2 separate regions of the Homo sapiens genome follow, and region 2 is linked to region 1. A link is an interaction called in ENCODE POLR2A ChIA-PET data of the cell type or tissue named here. Cell type or tissue: PC-9. All regions are shown on one strand. Each heading gives the region's core, and the rest is flanking DNA. Links, peaks and the distances in the headings are about the cores only.

Region 1 (8,331 bases), core at 92-8,091:
TACACTTTTCCCTTTCTTGGGCTTTGCATGTCCCTTAGGGACTCTGGCCAGAATCTACCACATTTTTGTTTCTCTATTTCTAGGACTGACTCCTCCCCTGAGCATGGCATTTCATTGAAAGCCCGTGAGTGAATGGGTGCTTGCTGAAATGCCCAGTGGCCAATTTATACCAATGGGCAGCAAGTTTTAATACTGTCATTTACAAAGTATTTGCCCGCTGGGAACCACAAAACTCTCGTCCCATTAGGGTGAGGACAGGGGAGGAAGTGAGAGGGCAATTGGAGCTTGTTCACCCTCTCCTCATGTACCTCAGCAGGTCCTCCTCTACCTCGCTGACTTCCTGCTGGCTCAGCAAGGTAAAACTAGAGGGTTAGGCTGGACTTGAAAGCCAGAAGCCACTACCAAACCACCAAGCCTTAAAACCCAAAGCTAAGAACAGAGCCAGAGTCCAGTTACTGCCTGGGACACTAGAGAAGGGAAACATTCAGTCCTGTCCAATACAAAGTTGGTAATAATATTGTCTAATATATAAATTACTTCCCTATATGACAGACAATAATCAATTCATGAGGTAGACAGTATTATTATTCCCATTTTATAGATGAGGAAACCGAGGCTTAGAGAAGTTAAAAAATTTGTCCAAGACCCTATAGCTAATAGGTGACAGAATTGGATTCACATCCAGACCTGTGTAACTTCAGTGTTCAAATTCTTAGACCACATATGCTAACGCTTTCCCAGATTAGTGGCTAGGAAATGTTAGTTGAATGAATGAAACCTAATGGCAGCCTTTAGGTCACCAGGTTCCCTCCTGGTTCTGTGTAACTTCATGTTGGCCTTTTCCTGGTCTCAGTACTTCAATGTCCCTCTCTATAACTTGGACCATGAAGCATTTGCATCTGATCCCACCAGAGTCAGATGAAGATTGGTTGTTTTACATCCTCCTCCTCCTGGGAGGAAAAGGGACCATAAATAACAAACAGAGTCTTGTTATTCTATAACATGAAAGATCCTTATGAGGGAGATAATATAAAAGGCATTCATTAATTATAAAATCTCTCTTCTTCCTCACAGATCCCATATTTCTGCTTCCCCTCACTTTTAGAAGTTAATTGATGGCTGACTTCTGAAAGTCACTTTCCTTTGCCCTGGTACTTCAGGCCATATACATCTTTTCTTGTCTCCATAATCCTCCCTTTCAAGGATGGCCAGTCAGCTAACTCAAAGAGGAGCTCTCTTTCTGCTGTTCTTCCTAACTCCGGCAGTGACACCAACATGGTATGCAGGTAAGTTCTAGGAGCTGTTGCCTATTATTTCCAGGAAGGATAGGTCCTAGACCAAGACTTGGAGAAGGAAGAGTTAGACTACAAAAAGAGACACTTATTTTCTATACAGAGAAGTATTAAAGGACAATAAAGATGGTTAAACATGGCAACAGACTACCAAGGGAGGCTTTTAAGGCAGCCTAACAAGAGCTATTTGAAATAGGTGAAATAGGCCACACTAGTACAAACATGAGAAGGTTGGACATCACCTTTGAGGCCATTGTCTCACCTGCTTGTGCACTTAGCTTCCTGAAAACCATTTTCTAACATGAAATCCTTTATGAGTCAAATCTTTATTAATATTAATTCTTTTATGAGTCAAATACTCTTGTCAAGACCACAAAAATGGACTTAGACCACATACCTCATTTGGAAAAAATAAGGGGGGCAGGCAATCTATTCAAGTGAAATGAGAATCCATCAGACTTCTTCCCACCCTCTCTGATCTTATTTATAAAATGAGATTTTTTATAGCCCTTTTATGCCAAAGCTGTTAGTGGCAATACAGATCACATCCTTTTAATCAGGAATTTCCCAGTTTCTTCTCATTTGTTCTTTACTTCAGAAGGGATGGAGATTTCTGGATTCCTGAATATTTCACTCTTCACCCAGAGAGCCAGAGAACAAACTCAGTGAGAAGAGGGAAAGGGGAGGGGGAAGGGATGAGGGCAGGATAATGAAGTGGCATACAGAGGTTTTATATGGGGCCCAGCTGGCATTCCAAGTGCTAAGAATATTCTGTGGCCTGCAGTGTCTGCCCTCACAGGGGCCCGTGGGGAGTAGTGGGGGAAGGAGACAGACCCAACCAATGGGGTTAGGAAAATATCCAGAGATGAGTAAATAACAAACTGCTCCCATCACAGCCACAGTCCCTGCAGCTAAAATTTTCCACATGCCCTTAGCTCCTGGTGGAGGCCTTTGGCAGTAGCTCTGTTTGTCTGGAACAGCTGCATCAAGCTTTCAAACAAATATGCAAACTTCTTCCCCTTTTTGGCTTAACCTGGCTTTGTAGGGGGTGAAGCACAAGGACTGACATTGAGATGAAAAAATTCAAGTCAAGCCCTTGGCAGAGCATATCCTGTTTGGGGTTAAAGGTGCCTCAAGTCTCCAGGAGATAAATATGCAACTGTCCTCCCCAACCTCCCCTTGCTTCAGTTCATTTACAGAGACCAAAATCCAGCCAAAGACCACAGGACTAAAGGAGTGGAGATTAGATGGCTCGAAGCCCAATTCTGAACACCTGTATGAAACCTCATGGCATGCAAAGGTCTTTACCTTTCCCAAAACAGAAGCCTGAGCTGTTGGAGGCGTGAGCACAGAGCAGTTTTTTAAAAGTTAGATTCAGTTGAGGTTCTCAAAGGGCTATTTGCAAAGGTGGAACACCCCACTTCCACGTGAATCACAAGTCACCACTCCTGAGAAGCTCAGATTGGTGAGGCCTCTGCCAGCCCTGCAATTCCACTCATTCTTCCCTCTTCTATCCTTAGGAGGCCACATGATGAGAGACATTTCCCCTACACTGCTAGCTCAGCTGTTGGGCTTGCCTTCATGCCTTTGTTCATTCATTCCTTCAACAAATATTTATTGAGGACTCTTTATGCATCCAGGACAGTTTTGTTTACTTGTACAGCCTTGTCTTCAAATGGGCATGGCACAGAATAGCAGCCAAATGTGGATCCAGGGCTAATCAGAAAAAGGGTCCAGGAATAATCAGCAGTGGCTGGGAAAAGTTAAGAATATAAATAAAGCAAAGAATGGGTTAAAAGTGTGTTCTGGCATATCTGTGCAGCCCAGAAAGTCAGACTGTATTTGTCATCATAAGCCAAGGATTAATATGAATCTTAAGATAGTCTTTTAACTATCAATTACATGTCTAACTATACTTTTGTGAAGGGCAGTGCTTAGAGGGCCTGACTGTACTATGGAGGTTGGAGGAACCCAGTAACAGACCACACAGTAACCAAGCACTGATTGATCTAAAGGAACTGAGGAATGCTCCCCAAGTCCTTCCCCCAGGGCTGAAGAGGGACAAGCAGACAGAATAATGTAGGAAATGTTCCCCTTTAATTTCATTCTTATACCCATCTTAGTATTCCACCATTTGCAAAAAAGAAAAAAAACTCAAAGATAGGCAAAGAGGGGAAATGGGAAAATGGAAAGGTTTAAAGTGGCAAGATGGTCTGAACCCTTTCTCCACACAAAGCATAGTTGGCACTGGTCCAGCTACTTCCGCACCCTGATGGAGACTGTAATTATCTTATTGAGTCTTCCCCACAGTTTTCCTACATCCCTTGTAATTCTGGAATGATGTAAAATGCTTGGTGGCCTTCGATCCCACACACACAGTAAAAAAGCTGGATTGCAAAAGAGATTTTGGACTTTTACCCCAGTTGGACATTATCAAAAGCTCTTCCCTAATCACCATCTTCAGTGGAGTGTCTGAGTTTGGTATCTAGGGGGTCAAGCAGACCTGGGCTGGAATGCCCACTCTGCTGCTTACTAGCTGGGAGACCTTGGTTCTCTTGGTTCCTCAAGCCTGTTTCTTCGGCTTTATATTGGAGCACATTAGTAGTACCTACCCTGCTGACATGTTATGGTGACATAATGAACTAACATATGTAATGTGCTTAACACAGAATATGAGCTGAGAGATGTTAGCAGTCATTGTCGTAGTTGTTCTTGTTGTTGTTACTGTTACCAAGCCACAGGGCTCTGACACTCCTGACACTCCTGTTTTCTCTTCTGTTAAACAGTCCTTTGCTCCCTGCTGAGCATGTCTTCAAAAGCTGGCTCTGTAACCGGAGCAGGAAGACCTAATACTTTAGGGAATCACCCACATCTGGCCTCCTGTTTACAGGACCTATAAAGCTTTGAGGCTAATACTGAACTGAAACAGCTGACAAAAATTCCATGACCCGCCCCCCGACTCCCCCGCACCCACCAAAGAAACCTCCCATTATGGGAAAAAAGAGAGCAGGGGAGATGAGGTCTGAGAAGAAATCAACGGAAGCCAGAAGAAGAACTGAAATGGGAAAACAGAAAAAAAGAAAAAGGGGAAAAAGAAAAAATGAACTCTTTCCTCTGGAATGAGGGCAAACCAACGAGGACATGATTTCATAAGGCAAACTTTCAATTGATTCATTCCCTTGTTCACCAAGTTGGACTGGTTTCCCAATACCTCACCTCCCCCACCCCTAGTCTGGGCCTGTGGGGAATGGAGGAGCTTCATCATCTGGCCCTCTGCTCCGCCCTTCAGTGCAGGGGGCCCTGTGCCTCTTCCCAAGAGGAGGAGGCGAGCTTGTGGCCTGAGTATTTACACAGGCCAAAGGGCTCCAGCACTAAAACCCAGCCCTGTCCTGGAAGCACACCCTCTCCTGGAAATAGGGAATTGTCTCTTGACTCCAAAACAGCTGGCTACCCTATTCCTGTGCATGCATTAGGGCTCAGGGAGGCTGGAAGGAGGGCTTCCGGAAACTTCACTCCGGAAAGGACCAAGTTGTTTTCCAATTAGTTCGTATTCATGACCGATTTCCTGCCGTCTGGTGGAACATACTGTTTAGTCTCCCAGACAGCCGCAGACCTGCCTCCACTAGGGACTGGGCCACTTAACTGGATGGAGATAGATTAGGAATGTTCTCTAGCTCAGCAGCTCCCTGTTAAAGTTCCTTCTGATTAGAGAAACAGGAAATTTATCCGAAGGACTCTGCCTTCTCTGTTCTCCAAACCAGGGCAAAGTGCTCACAAAACTGCTTTCATTTCCTCTTGCCTTTTAAGTCATCCCTCTCGGCCTTGGCATGCCACCCCCAGCAATGGTAATCCGGTAATCCGATGACAAAAAGGCCTGTGCCCTGTGGGCTAGTGGAAGCCTGAGTAATTGTTTTTTTTTGAGGACCATAAGCAGGGCTGTCACTAGGGGGAAGACACAGGTTCTGTTTTTGCCTCCTATCAGGGACCACAGTCCATTCTCAGAGATTAGTCCCCAGTGTCTTACCAAGACTCATGTGTTGCTTCAAGGAAATGGGTCATTTATAGTCCAGATTGACAGGATTGATGTATGGTCAGGTTCAATTTTTTTCTTTTAGATGGAGTCTTCCAGTGCTCGCAGTAACTGGCCACCACAACTATGAGCCTGCCCTCTATGCAACTGAGGTGCTGAGATTCACCCACAGTAGTTCTGCTGCCTTACAATGCAGGATTTCCCCCACTAAATATCCACCTGGCTCCCCACCCATGGAATGCCATGTCCTAAGGAAGTGACAAAGTTGGATGAGAGGGGGAAGGTTGGGAAGGAATTGAGTGAGAAATCAAGACACCATTTTGATATTGTCTTCCTTATTCTAGGTTCTGGCTACTATCCGGATGAAAGCTACAATGAAGTATATGCAGAGGAGGTCCCACAGGCTCCTGCCCTGGACTACCGAGGTAATCTACCCTGCTTCTCAAGCCCAGAAAATCTCTTTTCTGGCCTCAGACCTAGGCCCTTCCCTGAAGCATCCCCATCAGGCTTGGCTCACATGTGTCAAAACTGTAGCACAGGGAATCAGGGGCTGTGATTTCTCATCATGAACTTGGTTACTGACTTACTGTGTGACCTCACCTCTCCAGCCTGAAGGTTCTCCATGTATTATTAATCATTAAGTATTGACTAGTTACTCAATGCCTAATCCTGTGCAAGGTAAGCCTGTGGGTAATACAAGGTCTCAGATAGGGTTTTGTCCCCATCATGTAGCTTATATTCTGTTGGGGGTGATGGGGGGGTATAAAGTTAGCACATGTAGGGCAAGTAAGTGTGAAGCTATGTCATAGCAGTAAATGCAATAGGGTTTAAGAAAAAGAAGTCAGGAAAAGGGTCATGAAAGATGACATTTAGGCTAAGCTTAGAATGATAGGTGGGATTTTGAGAACCAGAAAGGGGAGGGGAGAGCATTCAGCAAAGCAGATGGCTAAAAATACGGAAGTAAGAACAAACCTGGTAGAGGAGGGAGCTAAGAAGAAACCAGCCTGATTGGAGGAAATGGAATATGGAGGGAGTAGTATCAAAGAAGGTTAAATATAGGCCAAGTGCAGTGGCTCATGCTTGTAAACCCAGCATTTTGGGAGGCCGAGATAGGTGGATCACTTGAGGTCAGGAGTTCGAGACCAGCCTGGCGAATATGGTGAAACCTCATCTCCAACAAAACTACAAAAAATTAGCCAGGCATGGTGGCATGTGCCTATAATCCCAGCTACTCAGGTGGCTGAAGCAGGAGAATCACTTGAACCTGGGAGGTGGAGGTTGCAGTGAGCCGAGAGCTGAGATGGCACCACTGCTCTCCAGCCTGGGTGACAAAGCAAGGCTCTGTCTCAAAAAAAAAAAAAAAAAAAAGTTAAATATAAAGAGTGAGACCAAATTAGGAAAGACTCCATGATCTAGGGACAATACTAATGAGAAGCATGAAAATTATCTGTGATGAATGCTGCATAGTGAGTAATTCCTGCATTAAAAGGGAAGTTAGGCCAGGTGGTATCTAATATCCCTTCTATTTCTGATTCTTTGTTTCTTTGCTTTGCAAGCCATGTGGAAGAGTTTAGCTGTTGTACTAGGATCTATAGGGAGCCCATCACATGTTTTTGCACAGAGGCATGACACAGTAAATTGTCATTTTAGAACATTAACCTGATTATTCTATGCAGAAATAGGGGTTCAGTGGTTAAGTCTGAGTCAGGGAGACTCTCCAGGAACCAGCTACAGTAATGTTGGCTAGAGATGACTGATGGTGGTGGCAAAGAAATGGAGGGTACAGATGAACCCCATAAATGTTTCAAAGAAAGAGATGACAAGACTTAGTACAGACTTGATGTACCAAGAGGCTAAGAAACAAACTGATGTCTGAAAGCACTCAGTCTGTACACCTGGAAGAAATAAGACCCCTCTCAGAAAGACAATGTCAAAAAAGAAAACTGGTTTGGTAAAGATGCCCTACAGGCGGCGGAAGGATGAAGTTGTGTGAGTCATCAGCTTAGATAGATGGGTTGTCTGAGGGAGCAGAAGGCCAGGGTCAGAGCTTTAGAAGACATCTGTAGACATGAGTAGGAGAAGAGGAACCAGCAAGGGGAAAAAAAGAGAATTAGTGGTCAGTCATGTAGGAAGATATCTGGGCAGTACCTGTCATATTACAGAAGCCACAGGAGAAGAGAGTTTTAAGGAAAGGAAGGGGTAAGAGATAAATTGTGTCAAATATTGCAAAGAAATCAAATTGAGGGTAAAGGAAAGATGTTATCTGGCAAGAAGGAGGTAAATGGTGACCTTTAAGAAAAATAGTTTCAACTGAGAAATTCTCAGAGCTTTGAGCTCCTCTGAGCATCTTTGTAGCTACCTTCTACGCACGTTCTTCTCCCTGCCAAATGGTGCATACCCACTGCCTCTCTCCTCAGCACCCACTAACTCCTAAACTCTCTACAGTCTGTTTCTCGCCCACTCACAAATCTACAACCTGAAATGACATCTCTTGAAGAAAAAAGTTCTCTCCCATGAGAGAACCAATTCCCATGACCCTTTCTTGAGCTTGTCTCTCAGTCTCTCCAGCAGCAGTGAGCACCTTCCTTTCTTCTTAATCCCCCTTCCTTGGTCTCCATGGCATTTCACAATTCTGGTCAGAGCTGAAACTGGGAAAGGAGGTGGACTCTCTGGTGGTGACAATAGAGAGAATGAGACTGGGATCTGAACTTGGGTCAACCCTGACCTGTCTCCTGAGCTGGTGGACTACATCTCCAACTGCTGCTACACACTTCCATTTGGAGATATCTAAAACAAAAGTATTTCCTCTCTCCTGAAAAATGTTCTACCTACTGACCTTCCTACTTCTGATAACACTACCATCATTCTCTTAGTTACTCGGACTTCAAAATACCTCAATGTCACCTCTAATAGGTCCTGTCACCTTTAACAGCCCCCTTTTCCTCATCACTTCCTGCCAGTCAGTCACCAAGACCTGTCATTTCTTTATTAATCCATGGGATTAAAACT
Region 2 (8,331 bases), core at 196-8,195, 280 kb after region 1:
CACTGGCGCGATCTCAGCTCACTGTAACCTCTGCCTCCTGGGTTCAAGCGATTCTCCTGCCTCAGCCTCCTGAGTAGCTGGGATTACAGGCATGTGCCACCATGTCCGGCTAAGGTTTTTTTTTTTTTTTTTTGTATTTTTAGTAGAGACGGGTTTTCACCATGTTGGCCAGGCTGGTCTTGAACTCCTGACCTCAGGTGATCCACCCACCTCAGCTTCCCAAAGTGCTGAGATTACAGGCATGAGCCACTGCGCCTGGCCAGATTCTGCTTTTTCAAGAAAGGGCTCACAACCATATCTCAGCCAAAAAGTCTTGGGACAGATCAGAGGAAAAAAAATATCTCATATACACAGGAAGCCATCAAAGCAACAAAAGTACTTAAAAGACGACAACTCAAACCTGAATGAACTACATAACTAGGCCCTCGAAAGATCACTGTAATAGTTACTTTTTGTGCCTCTTGTCCTGTTTGTGGACAAAAGCCTTTTAAACTGGATTCTTTCTTTACGAAGAGAAAAACATCCTTATGAAAGCCTATCATCCTTGGAATAAGGGTAAGATGACATTTCCTGCTCTGCCCCTCCCACCTCCCCCATACAAATCAGAAGTCTTTAGCAGTTCTGATGTGGTAAGTGGAAGAGAAGCAACTAGAACATCTTGTTCTGGAACACCTGAGTTACCACTTCGCCACTCACCTTTAATGAATAAAAACTGTGGACTACTTATGACTAGTAAGAACATTTGTAGTGGACATTAACACGTCTTGCCCAAGAGACTGAGGTCAAGGGTTGTATTTATCTTGTTTACAGCTCTTATCACTTAGTAGGTATTTGAGAAATATTTGCTGAGTAAATGAAAGAATAAGAAGGAAGAAAATAATACAGGGTAAGCAATTATGGGAGGAGAGGATAATAATAACAGCAATGAAATTTAACAGAAAAGTAGACCAAAGACAAGCCCAGAGGTTGATATGCTCTCTAGCCTTTAGTTCCTGATAGGAAAATTTGGAACATATGCTGGCTGCCAGTCTCCATAGATCACCCTAAGACTGATGCATGTGTACCACTCTGAAGCATGTAGTTTGAAATTGTCACCTTCTAGGGACAAACTCTAAGACCTGGGAAAGAAAAAGATGCAAAGAAAGAACAGAGAAGAAAAAGCAACACTTTTTTCCTATTCTTGTTCTGCATAAGTGCATTTTCAATGAAAAATTTTAGATTTTAACCCCAACCCATCAGTACTATTGCTAAATTGGAGAACAGTATTGGAGAAGGTGGTGGCATGAAATGTTCCGTTTACATTTACATAAATGTTCTGTTTCTATTCTCAGGGCTATTTTCTGGTTTAAGTAAGGGTGTTTGTCCATTTATAAGCTTCAATAAATTAGAGTACATTTTCATTTCGGAAGTATGCTTGCATTTCATGTAAGGCACCCAGACTCTACAAGCACCTTCATGTGCCTGATAACACTAATCAAGTTCCTACCTATCTAACAAGTAATTGGCCTTGAAAATAAGCGAATCCAGAGTATAATTTATGAGTTTTTATCTTTTCTCTGCTGTGGGCTAAGCTGCCTGAGGTTATAAATGCTTCCCAATCATTTCTAGTGGAAGCTAAACAACAAAAATGAAAAACAGTACTCAACACTCTACACAGAGGGTTCACAAAGCAAACAAAGGAAGTCAAAAAGAGGGGAGGGTGCAGCTGGGTACTTTCTGAAATTTGTATCTTGAGAGTTTTCGATTGGTTAACTCAATATATTGTATTTGAAAAAGGAGGGATGAATGGTTTATTTGCTCCTGTAGTCACAACTTTAAATTTCTTGGTTTCAAGGTCAAGATGAGGTCTTCCTTTTACAGCTTAACTTCAAAGATTTAGAACCGTAAAGGACCTTTACATCACCCAGTCCAAAGATGCATATAGGCCAGCTGAGTTATATCTGACCAACAGATATGGTTTGGTCCATCCTGTGTTGTTGTTGTTATTGTTTTAGTCAGCTGTGAAAATTTAAAATCATGACATTTCATATAAAAATCCTGTCTTGGGAGCATCTCCCGAAAAGTTAGTGGATCTGGCAATACTGGGTCTGAATTCCAACATGGAAACAATGCGCCAGGGCTCTAGAGGGGCTACCTCCTTCAGGCAGGTCATGAAGATTTCAGATTACCATGGTACTCACTACTCCTCAGTATTTCTCTGAGACTTTGTTTTCATTTATCATCTCACACAAGGCTACTGTTTTTTCTTATACTAGGCCTGCTTCATTCATTTATGATACCTGCCTGGTCCCTGCAAGTGTTTGAGTTTGAGACCCATGATTTAGACTAACCCATTTGCTTTACAGATGAGGGAACTCTATATGCCTTCCTGTGAAGCCATCTTCAGAGATTTTACCAAGAACACACAACCAGTCAATGACAGGGGGAAGACTAGACTCCAAATTTCAGGCCACTGTTTCCATTGATATCCCATATTCTCTCTGATAGAGCCTAATCGATTCCTCCCCACTTAAAAATTTATTGATAAAAAATTTTTTTGGCCTTATTGAGGTATAAGTGACAAATAAAAATTATACATGTGTACAGATATGAAATTTTATAAAGGAGTGAGTTCCATCCTTAATTAGTTTCACAGACTTTTTAGTTGTCTAATGATGAGGTATCTTCCCATTGCAACACTCTGACCCATATTCCTCGGCTGACTGCAGTTGTCTGCCTCTCTTGCAATCAAGACAAACTTGGTCCATTCCTTACTCCTGAACTCATAAGTTTTGCAACATCTCTCTACCTTGAAAACCCCATAGCATCCAGATGAGACTGTTGACACAGGTGCCTATCTCGCTAGGATTAAGTGCATTCTTTCCACTTCAAGGCAATCTGAATGGAAATACTTGATACTATTAAATTGTGCTACTGCATCCACATAGAGAGATGAACTGCCTTCCTTTGCCCCCTCCCAACTTCGTATCTTTATTGCAGAAATATACAAAGAGATAAATAGGAAACTGATAAACCGACAGAGAACTGAACTATATTGGGTTGGGGTACAGATTACCACAGATGGTTTAAAATAGTTTCCAGATGTCACATTACTCTGGAAAATTTGAAAATGGCAGTAGCACCAGCCCAAGCAGCTCAGGGTAAAGAAACTTTTATCCAATTTACAAAGCATCCAAAAGGTAGAGTCAAAATTACACACTCAGACCAGGCGCGGTGGCTCACTTTGGGAGGCTGAGGCAGGAAGATCACTTGAGCCCAGTCTACATAACGAGATCCCGTCTCTACAAAAAAAATTTTTTTTTTTTTGAGATGGAGTCTCACTCTATCGCCCAGGCTGGAGTGCAGTGGCACCGATCTTGGCTCACTGCAACCTCTACCTTCCGGGTTCAAGTGATTCTCCTGCCTCAGCCACCAGAGTAGCTGGGATTACAGATATGCGCCACCACACCCAGCTGATTTTTAGTAGAGACAGGGGTTTCACCATGTTGGCCAGCTGGTCTTGAACTCCTGACCTCAGGTGATCCACCCGCCTCAGCCTCCCAAAGTGCTGGGATTACAGGCATGAGCCACCACACCCGGCCTATAAAAATTTTTTTTTAATTAACCAGGCATGGTGACACATTCCTTTGGTCCCAGCTACTTGGAGGCTGAGGTGGGAGGTTCGCTTGATCCCAGGAGATCAAGGCTGCAGTGAGCCATGATCGCACCACTGCACTGTAGCCTGGGAGGCAGAGCAAGACCTTGTCTCAGAAAAAAAAAATTTTTTAAATAAAATTACACACTCTGCAGCTATGGCCTTCATGCACAGGGTGATCACGTCTTGTTGTTCCCATTCTAGTTTACACAGGCCAAATAGCATCGTTCATTGTTTTGGAACACAAGTACATACCACATGTTCATCATGGTGGCATTTAAGATTTCAGGTAAGTTTTCTGAATGGTAGACAGGGAAGCCGAGAGTGGGAGGAAATGAGAGAATTGATTAGAGCCATAGTATCCATCTTGTAAATCTTTCATCTTTCTCTGCCCAAGTCTGGGGTGGGGTTAGGGGGGTAAGGAAAAGATTTAAAAGTTGCTCACCTGATAACAGGTCCCAAGAGGATTAGATGCATAAATAATGATAGCGGTTTATCTTTGGCTAGATCTCTGTGGACAAAAATGAGGGTCAACTGGACCATAATGGATGAAAACATAAAGAAAGAAAAGGTGTATGTCATCCAGTAAGTTTCACTATTCTTTCGATAGATTCTAACCATGTACAAAGCAGATGCAGCCTCCCCACAGTACAAAAAGGTGGAGAAAAGGATGCTAAATGGAAAAGTAAATCGGGGGTTGGCTCCACGGATGACATCTTCCTCCAGAGATGAAACCGGATCCACATTTGGCTCCTCAGGAATTTCATAAACTCTGTCCATTGTCGAGGTTCTTTCTGAATGTTGTGGTCTTGTGTTCATAGCACCCTCCCACCCATCCCCAAGAGAACCCTATGGCCGCTACAGTCCAAGTATAGGTGAGGAGAGCTCTGTCAAGTCCAGTTTGGGAACAGAGATTCACTAGTTAGAGCAAGAAACCGCTCTCTTCTAGACTCAGATTCGACTTGGAGTCTGGGATGGAAAGCCCAGGAGTACCACTTTGAACTTGACTCTTGATTGGCCCCGATTCCAATCGTCAACATACTTGCTGTGAAACTTGAACAAGACAAAAGCAAGCATCCCAGCGCCCCATCCAGAGTCCAACTCCAGGGACGTGAAGAGTCATGAGAACAGCGGCTTCCGTGGCGGCTCCTTTCGCAGCCCCTCAGGCAGGGTGTAGCCGATCTGTCGGGGGCACCGACACTCAGCAGCTCCTCACAAAGAGTCCTGACCAGTGTGTCCTCTCAAGTCAGCGGAGAGCTGAGCCAGGGCAGAAGAGCGGGCGCAGAAGAAGGAGGGCAGAAGAGGGGATTCAGTTCAGTGCCTAGGTATCCTAGCTATTGCTAGGCTGTAGCTATCAGCTGGCCCGCTCACCTGCGCGCTCTCAGGACCTTTGCCGAGTCCAGGGTTCTCAGGATAGCTCCTCGGATTCCCCCAAGCCCCGCCCCCAAGACCGCCTGGCCCGGGAGTGGAGTATTGTCACCACCCTGTCTCCGAATGCAGTGTTGAGGGACAGAAGCAGAGCGCGCTCGCTCTACAGGATGAAGAAAAGGCTGGAGGGGCTGCTTCTCCTCGGAGAAACTTTGCTAGTGAGAGGCACGATGTGCGGGGCGCCAACCTGGCTGGACGGAGGTCGCCAAACTCTTGGACGCCGTCTGCTGCCAGGGTCCTGCCTGGTCTGCGATTCCAGCTGCGAGAGGTCGGCAGCTTCAAAAACTAAGGCACCGGGACGGCGGGGGCGGGCGAGATGGGCGGGACGGCTGCGGCCAAACAAAACCAGCCGGAGAGTTCCCGGGCAGGCGGCCAGCCGAGGGATGCTCGTTGTGGAGTGGCGGGACAAAAAGGGGCTTGGGCCGCTCTTCAGAAGCACTTCTGACCACCACCTCCAGACCCAGGCAGGAGCCACAGCTTTACTCCTCCCTAGGAGCAGCAGGCCCCCACTTCTACCCCGCCCTCCCTAACTAGTTAAGTGACTTGCTTCAACACTCACTCTACCCACGCTGTTAGGCAGGTGTGTCTCCCTCCGCCGCAGGGTGGAACCTCCCTAGGTCCTATTGCCCTCCAGATAATATCATGAAGGGGGAACCTGGGAGGAATAGGGTCAGAGTTTTCGGCGGAGGGAAGATAGAACAGGATAAAGGTCAAGACTCAAGGTCAGCCCACAGACACTGAAAGCTCATATTTTATGCCTTGATTTCTCCACTTGCAAAATGAGGCCAGGATAGGAGCTTTAGAATGAACTTACAGGTCTTTGGTTGAAAGGTTATGAAGAGGTGCCAAATTCTAAACAGACTGGCAAAGAGCCAAGAGAGAGCTGTTAGTAAAAACTGAGAGGGGTGTCTTAAAGAGCTTTGAAAATTACCTGTATTCTTAAGTGTAATCCTCCCCACCTCACTGAGCTTTTGTTTTCATATCTTCATTTGCATAATTCTAAACCTCAGAGAAAAAGAGAACACATCTGCCTCCTGGTAATAATATAGATGAAGGCCAGGCACAGTGGTTCACGCCTGTAATCCCAGCACTTTGGGAGGCTGAGGCAGGCAGATCACTTGAGGTCAGGAGTTCGAAACCAGCCTGGCCAACGTGGTGAAACCCCATCTCTACTAAAAATACAAAAATCAGCTGGTCGTGGTGGTGCGTGACTGTAATCCCAGCTACTCAGGAGGCTGAGGCAGGAGAAAAACTTGAACCCGGACGGCAGAGGTTGCAGTGAGCTGAGATCACGCCACTGCACTCCAGCCTGGGCAACAGAGCAAGATTACGTCTTAATAATAATAATAATAATAATAATAATAATAATAATAATGATGATTATGTAGCAGAGCCTGTGCCAATCTCCTTTTGCTGCAGGAAGTCAGTAAAACAAATCTATGTGAGGAGTGGCCAAGTAGCAGCCACCAAAATAATGGCCTCCAGGTTGTCCTGTCATTATGTTGTTTTTTGTTTTTTTAAGGTTTCCATGATTGCTGCCTCCTTTCCCCAGGGCTGATTCAGGGACAGATTCAACATCTAAAGGTTGTCACCTTCTGAAGCAGACTCCGCATCTTGGTCTGCACCTATGCTAGCAGCTGGGCTAGGAGGCTGCTCCTTTCTCCTTTCCATTTCATGAAGGAGGTCAACACTATTGAGAACAACTTCAGAGAGTGTTCTTTTTCTTATTAGTTGGGACATTCCAACTGGGACAAGGTTCTCCACCACCAGTATATGGTGCAGAACCTCTTGGGGCTGCTCTAGGTAACTGTTCACAAGGTGAATCTCAGGCAAGGTGACCAATTAATCCCATTTCACTGGGATAGGGTGAGTTGGTCCCCCTAAACATGAGAGAGTCAGCCGGGCGCGGTAGCTCATGCCTGTAATCCCAGCATTTCGGGAGGCCAAGGTGGGTGAATGGCCTGAGATCAGGAGTTTGAGACCAGCCTGACCAACATGGTGAAATCCTGTCTCTACTAAAAATTCAAAAATTAGCTGGGCGTGGTGGTGGGCACCTGTAATCCCAGCTACTCGGGAGGCTGAGGCAGGACAACCCCTTGAACCCAGGAGGCAGAAGTTGCAGTGAGCCAAGATAGCACCATTGCACTCCAGCCTGGGTGACAAGAGTGAAACTCCATCTCAAAAAAATAAAAATTAAAAATAAAAAAAAAAAAAAACATGGGAGAGTAAAGCTAAGAAGAAGAATGTAGAATCCCAACGTTTACCTTTTAGCCTTTCCTCCTTCTTCTCCATGGCCTTGTCTCTCCCCAAATACAAAAATTTACAATGCCTTCCTACTTTGTTCCAAAATGACTCCTTCTGTCTGTCATTCAAGGCTCTATATAATCATCACACTACTTCCCTCTCAGATTTTATTGCCCACACTACTCCTTCCACAAGGCCAGCCAGTTTTCTCACTTCTCCTATTTGCGTTGCTCACTCCCACCTCTGCCTTGTTGATGCGATTTACAACCCCCTTCACCCTTTTCTCCATTAGTCCAAACCATAACTTTCTTTCAAGGGTCAGCCGAAGTGCTCCCACCTCCAAGAAGCCTTCTGTCACCTCCCCAACCCTCATTTTTCTCTCTTCATGCTACTGGCACATGCTCTCTCATACTAGTCCTTCAACTATTTCTGTGTTTGTCCTGCCTCCCCCCAAAAATGTAAAGTTAGTGAGGGAAGGATGCTCAATGACTGTTTATTGTGGCACTTGTTGATGACAATGGTGATTGACAAATGGTGATGATGATGACGCTTCCTCCCCCATACTTCCTCCTTGAAACCATGCAAGACTCAGACACACTCATCTCTAAAAGCTGTGGCCACTGTAGCTGGGGCATAAACTCCTCTGGCTGAATGAGCACTGTCTCATTCAGCCATCAGCTCACAGAGGTTCCCAGACCACATGATCTGTCCCTTCTCAAGGATTTCTATAGCATTCTTTTGTTTATACCAGAGTGTAGCACCAAAATTATTTCAAGTATATTAATTTTTATTCCCCAACTAAATTATCACGGGCTCCTTGAGGGCAGAGCCCTTATTACTGTACTTTTGTTGGACTCCCCCATGACTGGTATAGACCTGTAAAGTTCCTGTCATCTGATCACCCTCACCCACCAACTTCTCTATTTTCAGCCCTAGGATTCTCTGGCGCTTTAGGTCACTAAATCCTCTGGTCTCTTATTTCCCCGTTCCTTTGCCCTGCTGGGAGTAGCTAACTGAGAATTTGC

What was found. ChIA-PET counts read pairs that join two places held together with the same protein. Peaks named below come from ENCODE experiments on the same cell type or tissue, not always from the same donor. Only the 100,000 strongest peaks of a DNase experiment are listed, where the experiment ranks them.
Region 2: POLR2A ChIA-PET joins it to region 1 with 9 read pairs; 1 of 35 experiments calls an interaction of 5 or more read pairs at or near these places.

What each region holds. Positions count from the first base shown.
Region 1 is chrX:100,645,119-100,653,449 of GRCh38, forward strand. It overlaps SRPX2 (sushi repeat containing protein X-linked 2), which reads left to right. Exons shown (of 11, transcript NM_014467.3): 2 at 1,075-1,286; 3 at 5,667-5,747. The coding sequence starts at 1,205. Among named protein-coding and RNA genes, the nearest start is that of SRPX2, 5.1 kb to the left of the region's middle. RefSeq lists an enhancer at 2,074-2,368 and a silencer at 4,734-5,028. In PC-9, for the core only: no CTCF peak of the experiment used is centred there; DNase peaks (open chromatin) are centred at 193, 4,033, 4,523 and 5,113; H3K4me3 peaks cover 4,746 bases; H3K27ac peaks cover 5,668 bases.
Region 2 is chrX:100,923,891-100,932,221 of GRCh38, forward strand. XKRX (XK related X-linked) reads right to left here and starts at 5,027. Exons shown (of 3, transcript NM_212559.3): 1 at 4,080-5,027. The coding sequence starts at 4,414. RefSeq lists enhancers at 3,231-4,430, 5,624-5,673. In PC-9, for the core only: no CTCF peak of the experiment used is centred there; DNase peaks (open chromatin) are centred at 2,791, 5,081 and 5,631; H3K4me3 peaks cover 2,516 bases; H3K27ac peaks cover 494 bases.